2 separate regions of the Homo sapiens genome follow, and region 1 is linked to region 2. The links are chromatin contacts, found by Hi-C or POLR2A ChIA-PET in ENCODE. All regions are on one chromosome and are shown on one strand. Each heading gives the region's core, a stretch centred on a gene start or an enhancer-like site at or near the end of the contact. The rest is flanking DNA. Distances are from core to core; before and after follow the strand shown. Region 1 overlaps STEAP3 (STEAP3 metalloreductase). Region 2 holds the start of SCTR-AS1 (SCTR antisense RNA 1).

The links. A loop is a pair of places that touch in the nucleus more often than their neighbours do. ChIA-PET counts read pairs that join two places held with the same protein, here RNA polymerase II (POLR2A). Pooled maps may share reads with other maps.
Region 1: a pooled map shows a loop between it and region 2 (2.6-fold over the local background). The contact joins the enhancer-like site here to the promoter of SCTR-AS1 in region 2. A Hi-C loop is called at or near these places in 2 of 37 single-sample maps with no recorded cell type and 4 of 50 pooled maps. POLR2A ChIA-PET finds 5 or more read pairs at or near these places in 1 of 52 experiments (Caco-2).

The regions. Positions count from the first base shown.
Region 1 is chr2:119,253,906-119,259,325 of GRCh38, reverse strand. It overlaps STEAP3 (STEAP3 metalloreductase), which reads right to left. Exons shown (of 6, transcript NM_182915.3): 5 at 4,478-4,642. Among named protein-coding and RNA genes, the nearest start is that of STEAP3-AS1, 7.5 kb to the right of the region's middle. RefSeq lists enhancers at 2,780-3,646, 3,972-4,915. Within about 2 kb of position 3,410, at least 3 of the 41 ENCODE cell types and tissues checked have a DNase peak (open chromatin) inside an H3K27ac peak, as active enhancers do.
Region 2 is chr2:119,474,713-119,479,354 of GRCh38, reverse strand. It overlaps SCTR-AS1 (SCTR antisense RNA 1), which reads right to left and starts at 2,901. Exons shown (of 2, transcript NR_147847.1): 1 at 2,397-2,901. It overlaps SCTR (secretin receptor), which reads left to right. Exons shown (of 13, transcript NM_002980.3): 3 at 437-544. RefSeq lists an enhancer at 4,034-4,584.

The DNA of each region.
Region 1 (5,420 bases), core at 2,161-4,660, 220 kb after region 2:
GGATTGTCATGAGGCGATTAATAAGATCCCCAAGCTAGAGCCATTTTTATTATACGTAAGCTTGTTAGCAAAAAAGAAACAGCCAGGTCGTTGTAGCTCCTGCTGGTGCTCAATTACTACGGCACAAAGGGGCTTTGGACAATTGCTCATGAAGCTGGGGTCAGGCTGGTCTTGTCATTATTTCAGGCAGGTGGCTGGAGTGGGCAAGGTCACAGGCAGTTCCTCTAACTCTGGGAAAGAACTTAGGTTCTAAAAGCTGAACCCTCATTTTTCTGCGCAGGTGAGCTGCTCTGACTGGAGTATTTTGCAGTCTAATATCTAACAGCCAGTTAAAACTGGCTGAATTGAAACACTTAGCACAACCCAAACCAAACCAAAACAATAACAAAAAAATACCAAAGGAAGGCTGGGTGCGGTGGCTCACGCCTATAATCCCAGCACTTTGGAAGGCCGAGGCAGGCGGATCATGAGGTCAGGAGATTGAGACCATCCTGCCTAACACGGTGAAACCCCATCTCTACTAAAAATACAAAAAAAAAAAAAAAAAAAAATTAGCCAGGTGTGGTGCCGGGCGCCTGTAGTCCCAGCTACTTGGGAGGCTGAGGCAGGAGAATGGCATGAACCCGGGAGGCAGAGGTTGCAGTGAGCCGAGATTGTGCCACTGCACTCCAGCCTGGGTGACGGAGTGAGACTCCGTCTCAAAAAAAAAAAAAAAAAAAAAAAAAAAATACCCAAAGGAACACAAAACAACATGTAAAACTTTGAAAACAGATTTGGGAACAAAAGGATAAATGCAAGCACAAGTCACCTCTTTGTGGAATCAATACACTGTTTCAATGGTTTTTAGCTAAACGAAGTGTCTGAGGTGTTCAAACCAGAGAGACTTCACCTGAATGGGGGGCTGGGTAAAATGAGGCTGAGACCTACTGGGCTGCATTCCCAGGAGGTTAAACGTTGCTAGTCACGGGATGACATAGGAGGTCGGCTCAGGATACAGGTCATAAATACCTTGCTGATAAAACAGCTTGCAGTAAAGAAGCCAGCCAAAAGCACCAAAACCAACATGGCAACGAGAGTGACCTCGTTGCTCATTATACACTAATTATAATGCATTCGCATGTTAAAAAACACTCCCACTAGCGCCATGTCAGTTTACAAATGCCATGGCAATGTCAGGAAGTTACCCTATATGGTCTAAAAAGGTAAGGAACCCTTAGTTCTGGGAATTGCCATCCCTTTCCTGGAAAACTCATGAATAATCCACCCCTCGTTCAGCATATAATCAAGAAGTAACAATAAGTATAAGCAGCTGAGCAGCCATGCCGCTGCTCTGACTATGGAGTAGCCATTCTTTTATTCCTTTGCTTTCTTAATAAACTTGCTTTCACTTTACTCTATGGACAGGTCCTGAATTCTTTCTCGCGTGAGGTCCAATAACCCTCTCTTGGGGTCTGGATCGGGACCCTTTTCCGGTAACAAAAGCATTACAGATCTAGGGGTCAGCCAAGGCCCCTCAAGAACCATGGCTGTCCCCATAGCCTGGTGTCTGCTGTGGACATGTGTGTAGGGGAGGGTGATGGGGCTCAGGTAACTTCTCACTAGCCACGCTAACTTTAAAGGAGAAGGTTGCAGCTTACCTCAAAAGCCAGCATGCCACTGTTGGCTGCACGCATCCTGCATTTAACGTGTCCAGCTCAAATCCTCTTGATGACCATATGGGGTGGACACAGGCACAAGTGAGCAGCAGAAGCTCCGAGGGCCTAGGAAACTTGTCTGATGATGCGGGGCAGGTAAGTGGGGGTCTTGGGACTGAGATTCAGGTCTTCGGGTTCCACTGCCTGTGTTTCCTGCACTGGAAGTTGCCACACACTGCGGCATGCGCACCTATCAGTCACTTAGGGAGCTGCAAAAATAGATTGCCAGAGCCATCCCTCAGCATCTGAGTCCACGGATGGGAGGCAGGCCTGGGTTATCTCTGTTTCTCCAAGAGGGCTCTGGCTTCAGCCTATTTGACAGGGACTCACAGTAAGAACCATGTTTTACTCTGCTGTCCGGTAGACAACGAGGTATGCTACATTTGCAAATAAAACTAGCAATTCCATATAACTGAAAAAGTATCCCGACACCATGCAAAACACTCCACTGTTTTCTTTGTCATTCTATTTTATTTCATTTTTAAAATGCTGCTTGTGATCCATGGAATCAATTGCATGACCCACTAGTGAGTGTCCGCCAGTTTGCAAACACTGACTGGACCACTTTTAGGCCCAGGGTTGGGGTTCCTTGGCCTCTGTCTCACTGTCTCCTACTGAACTCAGAAATCGGTGGTTGGTACCTTAGTCAGAGATAATGGAAATGTGGCCAGATACCCTAAGAATAATAGCAAAATGCTTTTTATTTTTCTTTCACACATAATCTCTTACTGTGGCTCATAAAATCCCTGTAAGGCATTAACTCCATTTTTCAGGGGTGTAAACTGAGGCTCTTGGAGCAGACATGCTCTGCCCACAGTTACAGAGCAGGGTTGTGGGGAGGGAAAGCTGGAACTCAGGCTTCCCAGGCGCCGCTGACATGTGCCTCCTCCATATTGACATCTGGTTTTTGTGGATGGAAGGCAGGCACTGATTTCCACAAGTAAAATCCTGCCTTTCTACCCACCTAACCCCCCCTGCTCTTGCAGTGGCAAAAGGACTGTCCTATTTGTATTTCCACTCTTTAATATGTAAAGTAGAATGCAGCTGCTAGGGTCTCAGTCAGCTCTTGCTAACAAAATCAAATCCACCGGCTTTCTCTGGCAGGCAGAGCCAGGGCATGTAATCTATGGCTGCTTAAGGGAGCGGCTTTCTGGTGAGGGGAGCAGCCTGCAGTCTGCTTTAATTGTGGATAAACCATGCACGCCGGATACTCCAGGTGGGAAGAGGAAAATCCTAGATTTGGGTATGAGACACATGGGGATTAGTGGCAGATAAATAAAATTCTTCCCCTTCTCGTATGCTAACATGTGTCAGCCATGAGCCCTCCTCCAGGGACCTTCTGAGATGAGCAGAGCCAGGGAGATTCAGAGGCAGACACACTTTAAAAAACACACGGCTACAACTCTGTGTTGTTCCAATGGATGTGAAGCATCCCTGGTCAGGAGCAATTAATTTGGATTACGTAAGAGCATTACGCTGTCACTGTCCCTGAGTCCTGTACCACGTCCTCCCTGCACAGATTTCTGTTGATAGTGGGGGTGGATAGGATGGCTGTTCTCTGCCCTGTTACAATGGCAGGATACAGCATTAGTCAGCTCCCACTCATGGGAGGGGAGGAGTTAATCCGCCAACACTGACCGCAGATTCTGTGTGGAGAACAGTGGGAGATGCCAAAGAAATGTAAACAATGTCCCTGCCTCCGTTTCCTTTATCATGGAAAGATGGCTCTGCCTGTCTTGTTCTCTATTGCATCACAGGCCTAGCAGGATGCCTGGCCTGCAGTAAGTGCTCAATAAATGTTTGTTGAATGAACAAATGCAAAAAGAAACTTTTGCCACTAGCAGCATTTCCCAGAGTATGTTCTGTGGAGTATTTTTTTTTTTTTAAGAGGCAAGGTCTTGCTATGATGTCCAGGCTGGACACTTGAACTTCTAACTCCTGGAAGAATCGCTCAAGCTCAAGTGATTCTCCCACCTCAGCCTCTGTTAGTAGCTGGGATCCCAGCCACATGCCACAGCGCCCAGCTTGTGGAGTGCTGATAGCTGTTATTTGGAAAAAAGGAGGGGGAGGGTGCTAACACTCCAATAAGTCTGATTAACAAAGGTTTGTTTGTTGTAGATGTTATTCGAATCTTTGATGTGCCAAAGTGCATTGTGATCTCTTAGGGGGAAGTAAATCTTTTCTCAAATTCATCTGATGACAGACCTCCTTTTTCTGGATTTTTTCATAGGAATGGCATCCTTGGGAAAAAGCTGTGTCGCATCCCCTATAAACTGGGGTCCTAATGCTTGTGTCTCATCCACGCTGCATGAATCAAGGGGTTAAGGGGAACAACAGAGCCAGGTTGAGATGAGGGGTGGAGGGTGGTGGGCTAGGCTCGCTCACTCCCTAGACTCCTACCTAGATGGATGTCTAGGTAGATGATGACTCCTACCTAGACCAGCAAAATGTCCAATGACTTCATGTCATTCAATTTTGTTTGGAAAGCTCAAGAATTCTAGAAGCTTGAGAATGGTGGACCCAGGGCTCAGTGTCCTGGTCTGTAATTTTTTCACATGCCTGTGTCTGGCTTCCTCATGTGTTGGGAGGTTAAGCTTGTAGCAGGCAGCCCCTATCAAGAGGCTTGGATGGGCCCTCTGGGTCAGGAAGGCCTGGCATCTCACCGAGTGGTCCTGCTGTGCAGATGATCAGAGCCCAGGCAGTTCTCAAAGGCAGAGCACTTACTCATGAGAGGTGGGCCAGGGCCACGCTGAAGCTGGCTGGCAGACTAGAGACTACTTTACCTGAACGAAGCTGAACTCCCTCCAGTTGAGCGAGTTTGCAATGGACGGCAGTGAGGTCACGGCCAGCAGGGACAACGTGCCGAGGGCCAGCACTCCCAGGGAGAGGTAGATCTCCATCCGCCAGACCTCCTCCTCCACCCAGAGGTGGCTCTTGTTGGCCAAGACCTGACATGGATGGAAGGAAAACCATGAACACTGTGGCAAAGGCTGGTGCCCCGGGAGGGCAATGATGAAGGACACAAGAAAGACAAGACGGCGGGCGCTCACACTGCACCTGACGCTACCTGGCTCTGTGATAAGCGTTTCTCAGGCATTAACTCATCGAATCCTCAAAACCACCCCACAAAGTAGAGATCACTATTAGCCCATTTTAGAGATGGAGGAAATGAGGCACAAAGATCAAATCACTTTCCCAAGGTCACATGTAGCTAACAGATGCAGAGCTGGGATCAGGACCCACTCAGCCTGGTGCCAATGACCGGGGCTCCTGGGGCTTTCACATATCTGCCCCGGGGCAGCCAATCAGAACAGTCACATCAGCAGAGTAAGGAGTCAACCAGAAATACAGCCCTTAAGCATGGCTCCGTCTCACGGTTTTCCGGCCCCAGAATCCCAGGACAGGAGAGAGGAGCTCTCCTAGCTCTGAATCCCCTCAGCCAATGAGCTCACACCTTACTGGCTGCTTCCCTTCCCAGCCTGTCTCACCCTGAGCCCTCTGTCTTCCTGGAGCCCCACACTGCCCCCATCACTGGCTCACACTCAGGACATACAAAGACACATACAGACACTGAGCCCCCAACACTCCCCGACCCAAAGCTCTCAGCCTCCCCTCTTCCTACCCAGTTCTCTACTTCTGCCTGAGGCACACAGCCTTGGCTCAACTTTGCCAGGCAAGAGAGACTGACGGCCATTCACCAAGCAGTTCAGTGACCACTTACGAAGC
Region 2 (4,642 bases), core at 1,652-4,151:
GTGCCACGCCGGCTAGGTCTATTTCTAAAGCTCCCCAGGTAGTCGTACCATGAAGCTAGAAGGGAGACCCATTGCTGCTTAGTTGTTTAATGCAAACTGATTGGCCAACAGATGTGCCATCTGCTCCAGAGAAATCCAGACCTTTACTTGCAAAGCTTATAGGAGAGGGCGCCTTCCTTCTTTCCTTCTTCCCTTCCTCCCTCCCTTTCTTACTTCCTTCTATCTTCAACACTGAGCACTACCGTGTACATGGCAGAGTCCAAGGGTGCATTAGACAGGATAGGTTCCTGATCCTGAGGAGTCAGCACCTAATGAGAGCTTTGAAAGTAGTCTAGTGGGAATTCCAGGCAGGCAAGGGTGTCGGTGATGTGGACAGGATGGTAGGGCAGCCCTCGGTCCATCCCCCATCCTTGTCTGATGCTGCTTTTCTTGGCAGGTTGTGAGGGGATGTGGGACAACATAAGCTGCTGGCCCTCTTCTGTGCCGGGCCGGATGGTGGAGGTGGAATGCCCGAGATTCCTCCGGATGCTCACCAGCAGAAATGGTAACCACTCGGCCCATGGGGCCTGGCGGACAGGCTGAGGGGTGTCCCTCTGGGTGGGGCCTCAGCTTAGAGGCAGGAGGCCAAGGAACCTTCTCTGAGGACAAGTATGGGTACAATGATGGGGGAGATCACTGCAAAGGATTAGAAGCCTTGCTTGGGAATGTGGGGTGGACTCAAATTCTGAGGGTGTCAAGCAAGGGGGCAGGAGGCAGTGCACTGGGGAAGGCGATAAGGGAGGCTGGGCCTGCTTCTGTCTTCCCCAGGCCCTTCAGCTAGGAGCTCTCTTCCTTCCTTCCATGTTTCTGCCCCCTTAGCAACCAGGGGCCTTGTTCCAGTCCCCATGTCTGGAACCCCTCCTGGTAGTGGCAGGCTCCCTAATGGCCTGGCCTTCCAAAATACTTCCTTCCACTGTCAGGCCCTGCTGAGAAATTGGCTCCCTGGGAGCCCCTGGCCTCCTGGGGCGAGGGGTTGTCTTACCAGAAGACAGCTGCGGATTTAAGAATTTTCCTAGTTGACTCACATTGATTAGAAGTCGACCATGCACTGGACATTTTTATATGTACATACGGGCTCATTTATTCATCATAAACCCCCTGCAGATCACAGGACTTTTCCCTTGATCCAGTAAAGAGTAATAATAACAGGGACTGAGAAAAGCTGTGCAGCTGCCCCTCTTTCCTGGTCCATGCAGGACAGCAAAGCTGCCAGATGAAGCCTGAACAAGAATAGGTGATTTAACACTAAAACCCACCAGCCTTTCAAAGTCAGGCAAGGCAAAGATGACCACGGTTCAGAGACTGTGGGAAGGGAGTGGAGATTCTTCTCACCATAATTCTGCTGTACATACGCACATGTGTGCACACACACACATATTTGGGGAACATGCTGCTCCCTCGAAGCCTCACTCAACACCCTACACTATGGGAACTGGGGGAAATGAGGTAGACAGGCTTGAAACCCGCTCCTCCAATTCCTGGCTTGGTAATGCTAGCTGCTGTAACAGACAATGCCCCACATCTCAAAGCCTTCATGCAAATTTGTCCACAGAAAGTCCAAAACAGGCTGGGTGCGGTGGCTCACACCTGTAATCCCAGTACTTTGGGAGGCCGAGGTGGGCGGATCTCCTGAGGTCGGGAGTTCGAGACCAGCCTGGCCAACATGGTGAAACCCCATCTCTTCTAAAAGTACAAAAATTAGCTAGGCGTGGTGGTGCACACCTGTAATCCCAGCTACTCAGGAGGCCGAGGCACGAGAATCACTTGAACCTGGGAGGCTGAGGTTGCAGTTAGCTGAGCTCGTGCCACTGCACCCCAGCCTGGGCGACAGAGTGAGACTCTGTCACAAACAAACAAACAAACAAACAAACAAACAAAAAACGTCCAGAACAGGAAACAGGTATTCCTGATTAGCAGGCAGCTCTCCTCTACACGGTGACCCCAGCACCCCACACCTCACAACCGTGGCATCACATAGTTTCCAGGCTGACTGGCGGAGAGGAAAGAACTCGGAGGACCACACAGCAGAGGTTCATAAGGGGCGGGCCTGGGAAGGATCCCACTCTGCCCACATTCCCTCGGCTAGAACTCAGTCACATGGCAACATCTAACTGCAAGGGACCTGGGGAAATGTCTTTTAGCTGGGTGCCAGTCAGCCCCGGGATCCAAGTTGCTCACTGCTGGGGAGCCTCAATTTTCTTGACTGTAAAATGGGGAAAATAAATAAGACCTGCCCTGTAAGGCTGTGCTTGGAAATAAATTTTGTCCCTTCTCCCCTACTCCTCTCCCTTCTTTTCCTTTTTCTCCTTCCCACCTTCCCTCCCCTACCCCTGCCACACACACCCCCGCAAGCTTACCAACTTTACCTGCCAGCGTGGCCCCTCCATGCTTGCCTCTGGGGTCCTGGGAGCTCAGGACACAGGAGATTAGTCCAGATGTGGCGGACCTAGAGCCCCAGGCTGGTCAGGTGCAAGGTCACGCCCAGACTCCACTTTCTGACTCCTGTGCAGTGCTCCTCCACAGCTGACCGGGTTTTTCTCCTGATGGAAAGGACTCGAAGCTCTTCTCCTTTGCAGCCGTCCCTTTTCAGCCTTCCCAGAGCCACAGCACCTCCGCCTCCCGCAGCACTGTCCCTTCTGCCCTGCAGAGGGGATAGGCGGAGCTGGTGCTCACGGCCACAAAGTGACCAGGTGCCAGTCCTGTCACATCCTTTCTCAATTAATTGCTTGAACCCCTCCCTGCCTCATTACGTAAAGGCTCAGTGTCTCCCTCTTGAGGCTCCCCTACCCTTGGATTGCTCATGGTCCGCGGCAGGAAGCTGGACCATGTCCACACAACGTGAGGATGGAAGCTGGGGTCCTGTGCCGACTCTGCTGCAGTTTCTTCTCGCCGCCACATGGTGTCGCTGTGGGCCTGCAGGGCCACACCAAAGGCCTGCCTATTGGGCTCTGGGCTCCCTCCAGGGTGGTGGGGGCCACGTTGTTCATACCCAGCCTGGGGGTGGGTGGCCCAAGAGCACAGGTCAACAGCTGTCTGGCCTCAATTTATCATCAAGAACTCCCACCCACCCCTCCTTCATCCCCATAGATCTACTTCTGGGTCTGATTAGACTCCTGCCCCTTCATCTCCCGGCAGGAAGGCAGGCTTCCCTAGGTGGTGCCCCCAACCCTAACCCCAGGGGGAGCGCCCAGTGAGGACAAGGTGCTCTGGAAAATAAATTAATTCTCCTTGAGGGCACCTACTACATGGGTCCTGACAGGAGGGGTGGGGTCCATGTGACTGGAGAAACCGCAGGCCGATTCTGCCCCCAGATGTTTCTGTTCATGCCAGGCCTAGAATGCTCCCTCTAGGGTGTATTCCTTTGATTCTGAAAAGGACGCTGGTCTTCCAGAGTTCCTTATTAAAAAACACAATTCCCCAGCGGCATCCCCTTGGCCCTCTTTCTCTTCCTACTTAGTGAGGATCTGGCCTTAAAGCGGTCATGCTTCCCAACCTGATTAGGGTCCCGGAGCCTTCTGAAAATCAGATGAAAGCTTTGGACTAGTCTTTCCCCGAACTGCATAAATATATATCTATATATCTATATATTTATATATATGCACATAATATATATATTTATTTTATATTTATAATATAATACAAATATAAATATAAATATCTATTTATATTATATATATAATATAAATATCTACATCTATATATATATATATATGCACAAACATCCTTTCAGGGGTCCCCTGAGGTGCACACTGGCCTGTGCCTGGTTAAGTTTCCCTTACCTATTAGGAATTCAGCCCTGGGGAAGTGGGGAGGCAGCTGCTTTGCAGCTCTACAGAGTGGAAGGCAGGGGGCCCTGCCTTGTTAGCAGCTCTGGGCACCTGGCCTGGGTCACATGCAGCATCTGTCTTGGGAGTCCTGCTGTGTCAGTGAGGAGAGGGCCCCAAACGGGCAGGCCTGCTGCCCTGGGCGAGCCCACAGGGAGCCCAGCCTCTAGGCACGCGCTGTCTTATAACCTTCGATTCTGGCCTTGGGGGAATTTGTGTTCCCTTAACTTGCTTTCCCATCCACCCAGCCTAAATTTGACCACCGTTGTTTCCCATCTGACAACCTAACTCTCTTGATTCAGTTCCAGAAACCTCCCCACCCCTCGCCTAAATTCCAAGATTCCAAGCCCCTCCCACTTCTGCCTATTTTAGAAAGGCCAAAAAGAGAGGGGAGTGATGCCTCGGTGCCCGCTCTGTGCCTGGCACCAGCCTAGGCATTTTCCGTGTGCTCTCATGTTCCCTGCTCACTCTTGCAGTGTGGGTGATTATTTTGTGGCACAGAGAAATGATGCACCGAAGGTCACACAGTGACCAAGAGGCTGCACTGGGTTTCAGACTCAGATCTGGCTGCTTCTAAACCTGCGCTCCAGGCCTCCTGAGCCTCCACAGGGCAGGCATGCCCAGATCTCAGAGGACACGGTCTCCTGGTCCTAGACGCTGCCCCTGAGACTTCAGGAAGAGGGCCCGGTGGGTGGGTAGAACAGTGATAGCATACGCTGTGGCTGGGCATGATAGCTCAATTCTGGGCCTTGGTGTTCTGTCCTGTAAAATGGGCAGCA